Regions from separate parts of the Homo sapiens genome. Here region 2 is linked to region 1. The links are chromatin loops, found by intact Hi-C in ENCODE. Cell type or tissue: heart right ventricle. All regions are shown on one strand. Each heading gives the region's core, and the rest is flanking DNA. Links, peaks and the distances in the headings are about the cores only.

Region 1 (5,000 bases), core at 1-5,000:
CTTCTGCTTCCTAAAGATACATCTATTATATTTAAGATAAGATAATAGGCACTGTCTGTGTTTCTCTCTCTCTCTCTCTCCCCCCTCTTGCTCTCTCTCTCTCTCTCTGTGTGTGTGTGTGTGTGTGTGTGTGTGTGTGTGTGTGGTTAGAGGAAATAAGTCTTACACTCTGGGTCTACCAGTTGCCTACTGGATAATAAAGTAAATAAATATATGTTCAAAGACACATATATGTGTTTGTATACAGAAGTGCTGTGTATACAGAAAACATTTGAATTCTGATTCCCCAGTGTAGCAATGCTTGATAGAAAAGGTACTGGCTGATTTTAGGCTGTGAAGAGAAGATAAAATTTCATTATTTGTAGGTGATGGGAAGTGTTTAAAGAACAATCCAAGTGAGAACAACTGGTACTCTGTCTGGTTTGATTGAAGTGCAGGATGTTTGAGGGACAAATTGGGGCTGGCTATGAGAGGCTTTGAGCTTCTCTGTTCTTCTGGTTGAATCCTGTGGTATATACAGTGGGGATCATTGAGAGATTTTCAATACAGGAATGACATGATCAGCATGAACATCATACTTTTTAAAAATTACACAAAATGGGTGTTTAAAAGTTAATTTTAAATTTTGATAATGGTCAGTAAACGAAATGGGAGAGGAAGCAAAAGAGAAAAGAAGAGACACCGAGAAACTACAGAGGAAATAAAGAGGTCTCAGTCCAGAGGGAGAGAAAGGGCGAGGCTAGGACTCTAGGTTGCATTGGAGGTAAACTGCTTTTGTTTATTTGGGCTGTGAGTATAGAATGCTTCTTTGCCTTGCATTTGAAAGGCTGATTTGGTTATTCTACCACTATGTACAGGCCTTTTTAATGTTCTTTGTTTCTAAACCCTGAGTAGCTCCCTTGCTAGGGGATAGTAACTTGTAGGGCTGACTTTGAGTGGCAGAGGCAGAAACATTAATATCATCCATGAGCAGAGTCTCCCAGGTAGCATGTCCTTACATTAGGTTGGTTGTTGCAAAGGTAATTGCGGTTTTTGCCATTGAAAGTAATGGCAAAGATCGCAATGACTTTTGTACCAACCTAATAACTGGAGCAGAGGAAAAGAAGTTCTGTTGGATTCGTCTGAAGAGCTGAAGGAAAGGAACTGGGTTTTCTCACTGTTAATTGCCCCTTTCTCATCTCAACCTGGCTCCTTTCCTCAGATTCTTGCTTTGGAATCACCATCTGTTTTCCACTCCACAGAGCTTTGGGAGGAATGTCAGCTCTGTTGTCTCCGACTTAAGGTCCAAATGCCCCTTTTCAGAAACTGTCCATCATTTAAAGTTCGACGAGAAAACTTGGACTTGCTTTGTGGCCATAAGACCCTATATTTTCAGATTTCCTATAGACGATGTTTTGTTATATCCTGCTTTAAAAAAAAAGTGTTTAAAACTACATTTATAGCCACCCTAGCTGTTGCACTGCACTGTTTTTTGGTTAAAACATGCACCTGCTTTGTTAGTAAAGGAACCTTTGCCAAGTGAATTGTATGTGGGAGGGTGTGACTAACTCTGCAAAGGGACTTATCTCTTATCCTATCTGCCTGAGCTCCCAAGGCTGCCTTTGATAAGATTTATTTCTTCTTGCACCAGCCCCACCCCTCCAACCTTTACTGCTATCTTTCCTCTGAAAATTATTCATATCTAAATATTTTAACTTTTCAAAACTACTCTGCTCTCTGGTTTCATATTTTGTTGAGTGATCTAACCCTTCCTCTGGGAGACAAGTGCTCCCAAGCAAGAGAGCATTACAATTCTGCCTCCCCTGCTCCTCCCACCTTTTAAGTATTATCAGCAGACCTGCTTGCTTACCCGTGTTAGGATTGTGCTGTTTCCTTTTTGGCAAGCTTCAGCCAAGCCCATAATGTTGCAAGGCTGTTTGAAGGGAAATGTAAGTCACAATGGCAAGAAACATAGAAACAGAAAACATAGGAACAGAAAAAGAAAAGTAAATCTGAAATGATCTTCGTACAGCTTGGTTCACAGCAAGGAGTGGTCTGAGTTGCTTTCTGTGTCTAGACATTTAGATGCTAAAGGCAACTGTGTCATCATTCATTCATTCATTCGTATACTTAGTCTACATATTTGTGGTGAGTAGCCATCGTTACAGGTTACAGGTTACCAAATGTTAGAGATGTAATAGTAAACAGGATGGGCGTATTTGCAGCTGCTATGGATCTGAGAGTGTGTTCTGCAAAGGGTGATAGACATGAAACCTCAAAACACACAGTTCATGACTGGATTACAGTTGTGCAGCAGGAGCGGGTAAAGAGCGGGGTCTAGGGAAGAGAGATTTCCTAACCTAGACTACAGGCATCAGGAGAGGATTCTTGTTTCTTACAAGCTGGAGGTGAGGACCATTTTGCATTGGAGGATAAGGACTGAGCTCTTAACCACAGAAGCCATGGAGTGGGGAGGGGGAAGCATGAACAGTTTCAGATCTGAATAAATCCACTCAATTTCTCAGTTTTCCTGAAAACCAGCTACCTATTTTCTGCCTCCCAATTAGATGAAATTCTGTTCTGGGAGGAAACAGGAAAGTAAAGACCTCAGTTGTAAAACAACACTGCGCTGCCCACACCAGCAGCTACCTAATGTCAACCTGAAACCTCATAACTCACTTACTTCAATGGCTGTTGACAAACTCTTGTCAGCTGCACCCTTAGTTCCGGTTTGAATCACGCTCAGGAAGCTGGCCCCTCGGCTGGCTTCCTCAAGTTAGTGGGTGCTGTCATGCAGCTGCTATCAAGGTGTGGCCCACTTGCAAGTGGTCAGGACCCAGGGCCTGGTGGCCAAGCCTCATCAAAGCTGTTGTGATAGCACATGCGGGTGGCATTCTTGAGCTGGGAAGTGGTGTCCCAGTCTGCTTAAGTAGATGCAGACATGACTCATTTGGAAGGATACAGCCAAGGGGAAAATCAAAATTTGCTTTGTATGTCACTTGTTTGGAATCTTAAGTCCACTTAAAAAAAAAAAATGCCCTGCAACTGTGAGGAAGAGCAGAGTTAGTCCTTTATGTCACTTACTTGGAACTCTCGACTCCCGGCTCGCCCTCCTCCACCCTGGTCCAGGTGGCCATGCCCTCTCTGCTGGATCTCAAGGGCCTCCTTACAGGTCCCCTGCTTCTAATCATACTTCCTGTCATCCACGTTCTACCAGCAGCCAAATGAATCTTTTGACAATTTGTATCAAATCATATTGCCAGACTGAGAATAAAAACTAAACTCCTCACTGAGTTAAGGGCCTGTGGGCTCAGGATGACCACTCTGATCTCAATCTTGGCATGCCTCTTGCAACATTTCCTAGCATCAGTAATCTTCTGTCTGTCTAATACATGCCTACTGTAGGCCTTCTGCAACTTTCTCTTCTTCCTGGCATGCTTTCCCATGTAATGTTCACAATTGCTGGCCCTTTATTAATTGAGATCCCCTATGAACCACCTTCCCAGCCCCATCCTCAGTCTCTCATATTACCAGGTTTATTCTCCTGTACAGTTCTATCCCTGCCAGTAGAATATGTGCTCTGTGGAAACACAGGCCGTGCCAGTCATCCCTTCCCTATGTCAGGCACACGTAGGAGCGCTCAGCAATACATGTGGATGAATGAACCTTCACACCATAGAGCAAAGACATTTGTTTCCCTCTTTTTTCTGATCTGATTTTTAATAAGTGACAAAAAGAGCACAGGAGTGCTTGGGAATCTCTGCTAAGACAGGTAAGAGAAATTTCAATAAACAGTTTGGAGGGGTGGATTTATTTGGGGAAAAAAAAGGACCTTGCTCACAGTCCTAGGGCTGAGAAAGTGTTGGAGCTCAGTTCCTGAGCTCCATAAATGAGTCTGCACCAGTCCTGGAAGGAAAGATAAACGTGCTGGACTAATGTGCTCAATGGCATTTGAACTGAATTGTAAGTGACTTTGGGGTTTATCAGAGCATCCTAGGTTATTTGAGAATCACTGAATCTAGGTCGGGCATGGTGGCTCACCCCTGTGATCCCAGCACTTTGGGCCGAGGCGGGCCGATCACCTGAGGTCAGGAGTTCAAGACCAGCCTGACCAACATGGTAAAACCCCATTTCTACTAAAAATACAAATATTAACCAGGGGTCGCGGCGGACGCCTCTAATCCCAGCTACTTGGGAGGCAGAGGCAAGAGAATCACTTGAACCTGAGAGGCGGAGGTTGCAGTGAGCCGAGATCGTGCCTCTGCACTCCAGCCTACAGGACAGAGCAAGACTGCGTCTCAAAAAAAAAAAAAAAAAAAATCATTGAATCTATCAGATCATGGGAACCGTATAGACTTGGAATTTTTGAGGATTAAAAAGAGATATTTTAAATTATTTAGTCTGGTACTCTTAGAGGAAACTGACCCCTAGAAACCTTAAATTGTTAAATGTTAGGAATGGAATCCAGGTCCCCTTTTCACAGAGCCTGGCCTCTTCTCAGTCATTGTATTTCAGCCATTCACTTCCTCCACTTCTACATAGCAGGGAACGGATTCCTGGTTGTGTTTTTGACAGGAGAAATGTAACCTTAACACAGCCTTGAGGAAAACATGAAGGTGATCATCCATCTGCCAAAATTTTTAATGCTATGTTTTGTTTTTCTTTCTTTTCCTGGGGGAAGGATTTATGACTTCATCTTTTTTTTTTTTTTTCCCTTCAAATCTGAGCCTCTTTAGAAATGATCCTGCCTCAAGGCTAGGGGGAAAAAATCCTATTTTAAAAAATAAAATGTAGATCTTCTTATGGTCTGCTTTCCAGACACAAAAGAGATCTATGTCTTTTATTATTATTATTTTTGAGACAGGGTCTTGCTCCGTTGCCCAGGCTGAGTGCAGTGGCACAATCACGGCTCACTGAGGCCTTGACCTCCTGGGCTCAAAGGATCCTCCCACCTCAGCCTCCCCAGTAGCTGGGACTACAGGTGCATGCCACTATGCCCAGCTAATTTTTAAAAACTTCTC
Region 2 (8,047 bases), core at 1,823-6,822, 280 kb after region 1:
TTCCTTACTTGTCATCTGTTGGCAGATTTTCAAGACAGATATTTTCCATTTAAACTCACACCTCCAAAAATGACCTCAAGAGTAGTATTAGCAATTCCTGAACTGCTGTAGAAAAAAAAAAAGACAATTATACGAGAATAAATGCGGAAAGAGCAGAGCTTTGAAAATATCAGTACCCTCTTTCCAAAATGACTTATCTTGTTTTCAATTTTGTCTAAATGCTAGTCCAAATTCTAGTTTCCACTGATCAGATAAATTCAAATAATTTGAGAAATATATGCATATGCCTGTTTTTAAAGTTAATATTTATGAAAACATCATATCCGTATGTCTTAAAATGTCAAATTGTCCTATAAAATTTATAAACAAAAATAGTAGCTCTCTTCTCCCTTCTATACTTACTAGTTTCACTTCTTTGGGTTAATTACATTAAGTATTATAATAATATAATATAAGTTAAATCTATATTCTGAAATAATATTTAATAGTGATTTTTATCAATATATAAGCTATTGAATATATAAGCTGCTTATGAAGATTTAATTATCTTATACCACACACATGTACACACACCCTACTTTCAGTCTCTTCTTGTGTCCAGTTGTACATATTTACATGAAGTGGCCTCTCCTGAACAAAGAGGTACACTACAACTTTGTTTCCTTTTTTTATACAATTCTTTACTTTTTCCTGAAGGGAATTATTATCTTTAAAATGTTTTCTTAGTTTTCTATGTACTCACTACAATTTTTCCCCAAGTGTTCTGACACATATATTAAATGTTTACCTATAATATTTTCCAAGAGTTTAATTGAGCTCATAATCCATGGCTCCATTTTCTTCTGAAATCCCTCATTGTAGAGATTTCCATATCATTCTTTAATTTGGCATGTCCTTTTGGTATCTTTCCCCTTCAGTCAGGATGGGGTGCTCTTGATCTCTTCCTGCTCTATCTAGATGAGCCCTCTCTTGACTTGATACTGAGTGTATTTTGGAGATCATCTTATATTACTTTTCTAGATGGGAAGCAACACAGAAAAGCATAAAGCAGAAATTGAAGTTGCATGGTATTGAATGAAGTAGGTATAGGAGTTCATATCAAGGTACATCCATGTAGGATGCAGGAATGGTTAAAGAGATCATGGAGGGCATTTCAATACATGTTTCTCTACTTTTATATTTCATGTAAAATGTAAAATTCATTCATATTTTAATATGAAATTATTCTATTGCACTTTGAAAACAAGTTACTACTTCAGTAAGTTCCCATAGGTAGGTTAAAAATAATATCTCTGAGAGAATCTATTCTACAAGGTTTATAAGGCTCTTTATCATCTGGCCAGCCCCTCAAGTCTCCACATTTCTCCATTCTCTTGCTCAGTTTCTGAGCTTCAGTCATGCAGTCCTCTGTGGGTACCCTACATGTATCCCAGCCCTGCCCCAGAGTCTTTGCTTTTACCTGGTTAACTCATTCACTTTTACCTTAAACTTTGACTATCTGGCAGGAGACTCGCTGACATCCCACTCAAGTGCTCAGGAATGTGCTCTCATGAGCCTCTCTACCTCCTGTACATTGTCCTGACCATAGTGTGTTTTTACATATTTGCTGATGATTTTATTGTCTCACTCCCCCAAGAATACACTGGCTGCATAAGAAGCTGGGGGCATATCTATTTTGGTTTCCCATTAATTCCTCAAGATCTGGCATAATCTCTGCAAATAGAAGACACTTGCATGAATAACTAAATAAATAACAGCTTAAATTAATGAAATTAATAAATTGTTTATAAATAATGGCCAAACTAATAAAATTGGCTAAGAATACACATGTCAATGTGGCTCAATTTATTGGTACATTGAACACAAGGCAGTGCCTGCACATAATTACCATTTAGTAGATATTTCTGAATTAATGCATTAATTGCTGAAATTTAACTTGGTAGTTTTAAAATTACAAGTTATGATAGTTTTGATTCCAAGAAAAATTTGAATATGAGCTTATTTTCTTAAACCCAAGGACCCAAACTATCATTGAATTCACATGCATGTCTATTGTACCATTATTATAAACCATTATGTTTAAATTTGTTAACACCATTCTGTCTTAGACTGTGTCTACACAGTTAAGAACACTAATTGGATCCAGACTGCAAAATAAAGAATACTTATTTGATTTTCATTTTACTGAGGTATCACAGAGTCCATGAGATAAAGCCATATTCTAGCTGTACATAGAAGACCTCAGGTTTCCACCTGTAGCCTATTCTCAATTTTAACAGGCTTGGTTATCTATACTCAATTTTGCGAATTAAAAGGGGAAAGAGGGTTTACTTATTAAAGAATGAACAAGAGTTGATTGCAAGGAAAGTGACAGAAAATCTTCCAAAAGCAAACACAATTAGCATGCATACACATATACACACATGCAAACTTGGGTGATTTAATTGATCGTTGAAGTCTTCTTACATTCCGCGGTTGAATCTAAGGGCATTTAGGTAGTATATAGTAAATGATTTGCGTTAAAAGATCTTTGACCAAGAAATAACTAATTCAGTTAAACATGCAGGGAATGCCTAGTACATTTCAAAATGTTTCAATTCAAAACAATTAAATAACCTGTTTTCAAGACTTAAGGGGATTTGCCCTCAGAGATTTGCAAAGCTTGGTTTTCTGGAAGGATCTATTCCCTAAGGATTCTGAATGGCCAAGGTTTTATTGTACTTCCTGAGCTAAATTTCCTGCTGATAATAAGAAAATAGAGCGCTTCCTGTTTGGTTTCCCTTGTTTGTGTGTTTCCATAGAATCACAGTGGCTGTAGAGTTTAAAGTGACAAAGAAAAATTCAAAATATGAAGAAATCACTTTCTTCTTGTAGCGTATTGGACTTTGACATGGTCTTTGTGCTTGTGTATATTGTTTTTGCCTATACAATGATAATGTCAGGTGAATATTAAAAACTATTTGAAGAAGAATCACCAGCAAAATATTAGGACTCACCTCTAAGCATTAGTTTAAAAAGGCACAACTTTTGCTATTGGAAAAAAAAATTAAATTTGGAAGATTTAATGGTTGAAATGTGAATCCTGTTACTATCCACTTCTCTGAACAGAGGTAGTATGAACCATCTTGGGTAATAGTTTTCTTATATATTAAGTAGAAATACTAAGGTTCAACCTACCAGCTTCCCAAAGTTCAAGTAGACTAAATAAGATATTAAATATAAGGTTGGCTTTGAAAAGAAAACAATTTAAATGTCAACCACTATGTTTATCATAAAAAAATTGTATGGCCCTATGGGCCTAGGCACATTATATAATTATACTGGTTTCTAATAATCCTCCTAACTTATATTAATATCTTAGCCAAAGCAACTACATGTAATGGCTTCAAAGAAGTATAAGCATTAATCTTAAATCTTACTGTCCTGGAGTCTAATCTCCATTGGATGAAGTCAAAGTTCTTTCAAGTCTTAGGCCTATTTCACTTGCCATCCACATGGCTGACATTTTGGAAAAATATAGCATGTTTCTCTCAACCAGGTTTGTTACCTTCCTGTAAATGTCCACTGACCCAAGTCATATTTCTGTTTTTGAGTTGAAGGTGAAGAGACATGCTGTTCCATTCCTTTGAACAATGGTATTTCTTTGTTAGATATTAATAATGCCAAACAAATTTGATTTTTTAAATAATCCATAAGCAAATTTGCCAAAGCATTTTGGCAGTGCCATATGATGCACATGAAATGGTAAAAAGTTTCTTATGTGTTGCACTTACCAGATTTTCAGAATAATTGGATTGTGCTGACCCTTTGGAACTGGAAACTGATTAGTGGGACTCCTCTTAGATGTCATTATATAGAGTTTGCTAAATGGAACGTTCTCAGTGAGGTCTTGAGTTTGGGGAGACAGAATATGTATATTCAGATGCAATGAATGAATGAATGGACTTGCCAGAAATTACTCCCATCTTAAGTGTTTAATTTTTTAGCCATTCTTCTCTAAAACTGGTATTTTATTATTTTAAAATAATATTTCTCCTGGATGCTAAGAAACTGAAGTTGTCACAAGTAAGGAGAAATATTCTAGCATTGCCTAAACACATGTGAGAGGGAGAAGAAAGCAGATGTTCTTCACCACATAGCTGTGAGACAGTGGGGAGAGGATAGACTCATTCTCACCTATTTCTAATCAGTTGAACCAGGGAACAGAAATCACAGTGATACAAATATGGTGTCATTCTTAGCAGATAGCGCACAATGAAATCTTCACCTGAGTTTTGGGGTGATGTCAGAGATTTATAGAAAGAAATGGCAAAATCTTTTCTTGTATGAATCTTGTGGCCCTATTAGGGTAGTCTAAGTTAGGAAGTAGCCAACATTCTTCTTTCAAAATATTCCAGACTTAAGTAGAAAAAGAAAATAATAACAAAATAAAAATCACTGAGTAGTCACTGAGCTCGGAGGTGCAAAATGTATTTGATATAAGAGGCAGACCAAACGGAAACAGATGAAACAAAATAAAATTATTCTATTTTTATGTGTTTTATCAAAATATTGACAAAGGCCCTGGCATTTTCCTCTTCTTTCTTTGCAAGATTTCCCTCTTTGTGTAAAGCATCCACCATTTTTCTAACTGATGCAAACGTGGCTTACACATGCTAAGTTAAATGATGTTAGGATTTATTGGACTTTGAAACATTTTATTTAATGAATGACCACTTCTTATCTTTAGTGGAAACTCTTTGTATCAAGACCAGAAAAGAGTATTAAAAATTATGTCCTTTTGTAAATAAGTTATAAATCAGTTAAGATAATACCTCAGAATATTTATGTGCATTCTGAAATTCACATGGAACCACAAAAACCTTGAATAGCCATAGCAAGCGTGAGTGAAAAGAACAAATCTTAAGGCATCACACTACCTGACTTCAAAATATACTATAAAGCTATAGTAACCCAAACAGTCTGGTACTGGCATAAAAACAGACACATAGGCTAAAAGAACAGGATAGAGAACCCAGAAATAAACCCATATATTTACAGCCAACAGATTTTGGATAAAGGTGCCAAGAACATACACTGGGGAAAAGACAGTTTCTCCAGCAAATGACTTGGGGAAAACTGAATATCCATTTGCAGAAGAATAAAGTTAGACCCTTCTTATACAAACATCAGCTCAAAATGGATTAAAGACTTGAATGTCAGACTCAGAACTACAATCTTGCCAATGAGGCTGAGAATATTCTCCTGCAGAGGACAGATACTAGCGCTTGGGCCTCAGAATGTTTAGGTGGCAGGAAAAATCCAGAGATTTCCATAACCCCTATACAAGCAATGATTTTTTCTAGAAATAAGATGAACTATGTACTCTGAAGTACCTAATTTCAAAATCCAAATCCTTTGTGTTGATTTATTAATTTTAAATAATCTGATATATAAGAAATGATGTATGCTGAGATTTCTTCTTCCTGGTAAATTCTTTTAAACTTATCTTGTTCCCTACTTCTTTGTTCATTTCTAACAACATTGTAATTATGGTCAAATTTAGCTGAACAAAGAAGCTTTGAAAGATAGCAATAGAAAATTAACAGTAATGCAACATTAAAGCTCATTCAGAATTGAAAAGTCTCACTTTGCAAAGTTAAATTTAGTAGTTTATTAATTTGTAACCAAAGAGCATAAAACAGTTTTAGACCAAGGGTTGGCTGGCAAACTATGGCCTGTGGGACAAATCTGGCTTTCTGCTGCTTTTGGTAAGGTTTTATTGGAGCACAGCCATGCCCATTTGTTTGTCTACAGCTGCTTCTTGGTGGACTTGAGTAGTTGTTGGGGTTGGGGATGCGGGTGTCAGAAATATTTGCTATCTTACCCTTTACAGAAAAAAACAAATCTATTGATTTGTTAATATTTATTAAAATATTGTTGTCTCACTCTCAAGGTACAAGAACATGGAAAAACTCAGTTACTTGAGTCTTCCCTTCCCTTCCCTTCCCTCCCCTCCTCTTCCCTCCCCTCCCCTCCCCTCCCCTCTCTTCTTGTCTCTTCCCTTCTCTCTTGAATACTTCTGTATCCTAGGTACTATGCTAAAAATTTAGTGTATATCCTTCCATTTAATTTTAACATTATCTTTATGATGTGAGATAGGTATTATTAATATCCCCCATTTACCTACCAAAAAAAAAAAAAAAACCTCACATAAGGTTACCTAACACTATAGTTATTAAGGGATTGGGAACTAAATTCAAGTCTGTCTGATTCCAATACACGAAACCCAGTTTTAGAGTTATTTATATTTATTTACATAATTATTTATATGCACATGTATGTCCATTCTCCAGAAGGGTTGATGTGAGTATTAAATAATTTCATGTATATAAGGTATCCAAAAGTGCCTGACAGAATAGATGTTCAATAAATGTTAGTATTTGCCTTCTTACATCTGGATTTCATTATCTCTGTTGAATTGAGTAGAAATTAACTTGGAAAAATCAATGTATATTTGGCATGGAAACAGCATATCTAATTTGACTAAAAGGCAGAAGTCATAAAATTTCTTCTTTTTAGAAGTAGCCCACCATCAGAAAATCAGATATTAGTGAAAAGTGGCCTTGAGCCAGCCACGCGCTCCTATCTAGTCTCAGTTGGGATTAAGAATGAGGCTTTGAGAGATGGATGACTTTGGTTAAAGGTCCAAGGTATGGCTGTGGAAATGATTTTGTGCTATTTTTTTCTACTCAAAGTGCACTGACTCCCAGAGGACCAACTCTCTGACCTTAGCATCATTAGCACCAGGCTCTAACCAGCTAAGCTAATTGGCCTATGAGGATTCATAAACCCAAACTCAAAAGCTCTAGGCTAGAGAGAGAAGCGACCTGGATTCACAAATGCTTTTGTTAACTTCCTTGATTGGGTGACTCTCCTGATGCAACTAAACTTCTTAATAATACATTTCCGTAATGTCAAATTATTATATTCTGTTGTTTTGAAAAGTAAAGTTCCATTGGATGTAGGAGTGAATTGAAAATAAAACAAAAGAAAAACTGGGACATGTCATACACTTCGTGTTTTACAGAGAAGGTAGAAGTTGAATGTCGTAGCCCTGCTAGTGGGAAGGAAGAATGCTGGCCTCTTAGCTGCAGCCATGGGCTTCAAAAGCCAGACTGAAATTCACCCTTATTTTAATCAGGTTGACTGTCAACGCATGCAGATTTATCTATGCCTGGCAACAGAAAGTAATGCATTCCAAATACTTGCTAGTGAATAGTCTTAAGCTTGTAGCCACTCAGTAGTTACCTACATACTAAATCAATATTCAAAGATTTCTGGATTTAGATATTAAAATTATAACTTAACCAGATCAGTAGAAAGCACATTTGGTTGGTCTCTTGCAAAATTGCTGTTCTTAAATTCTATTTTAGTGGCATGCTATCAAGTTATATGAAAAGTCATGATCAAAACAGGCCTATTAAGTTCATTGTTACATTTTTGTTAAGGGTATTCTTGACTATGTGGCATTCTTTTATCTTTATGATTTATTAGAGTAAAATCCTTGGACAATCTTCATATCAAGAATGTGTGTAAGCCACCTGGAAAATGATTCTTTTTTATCTTAGGGATGCAATGAATTATGTACCCTAGATTTTCCCTTCAGTTGGCAGATAAAAAATCAAGGGCTAAGTCTGTGATGCTTCCATAGCACACACATCAGTTGTATGGTTTCGCCTATGTACTTGTCTCATTTTGATCTCATGCTTATTTTATTTTATTTTTATAAATTCATATTTCTTTATTAGAATATCTGTAACTTTTTTTTATTTTTCATAATTTCAACTTTTATTTTAGATTCCAGGGGTACATATGCAGCTTTGTTACGTGGGTATACTGCATGATGCTGAGGTTTGGGATATGAATGATCCTGTCACCCAGATAGTGAGCATAGTACCCAAGAGTTAGTTTTTCAACCCTTGCTCCTTTCTCTTCCTCCCCTCTAATAGTCCTCAGTGTCTGTTGTTGCTATCTTTATGCCCATGGGTACTCAATGTTTAGCTTC

What was found. A loop is a pair of places that touch in the nucleus more often than their neighbours do. Peaks named below come from ENCODE experiments on the same cell type or tissue, not always from the same donor. Only the 100,000 strongest peaks of a DNase experiment are listed, where the experiment ranks them.
Region 2: it touches region 1 in a loop (2.6-fold over the local background); 5 of 110 quality-filtered maps call a loop at or near these places.

What each region holds. Positions count from the first base shown.
Region 1 is chr2:221,515,652-221,520,651 of GRCh38, reverse strand. The region is part of intron 3 of EPHA4 (EPH receptor A4); the gene reads left to right. Among named protein-coding and RNA genes, the nearest start is that of EPHA4, 54 kb to the left of the region's middle. RefSeq lists enhancers at 2,312-2,811, 2,669-2,963, 2,812-3,313, 2,287-3,486. In heart right ventricle, for the core only: no CTCF peak of the experiment used is centred there; a DNase peak (open chromatin) is centred at 2,762; H3K27ac peaks cover 2,064 bases.
Region 2 is chr2:221,230,844-221,238,890 of GRCh38, reverse strand. No RefSeq gene overlaps it. Among named protein-coding and RNA genes, the nearest start is that of EPHA4, 340 kb to the left of the region's middle. In heart right ventricle, for the core only: no CTCF peak of the experiment used is centred there; no DNase peak of the experiment used is centred there; H3K27ac peaks cover 1,749 bases.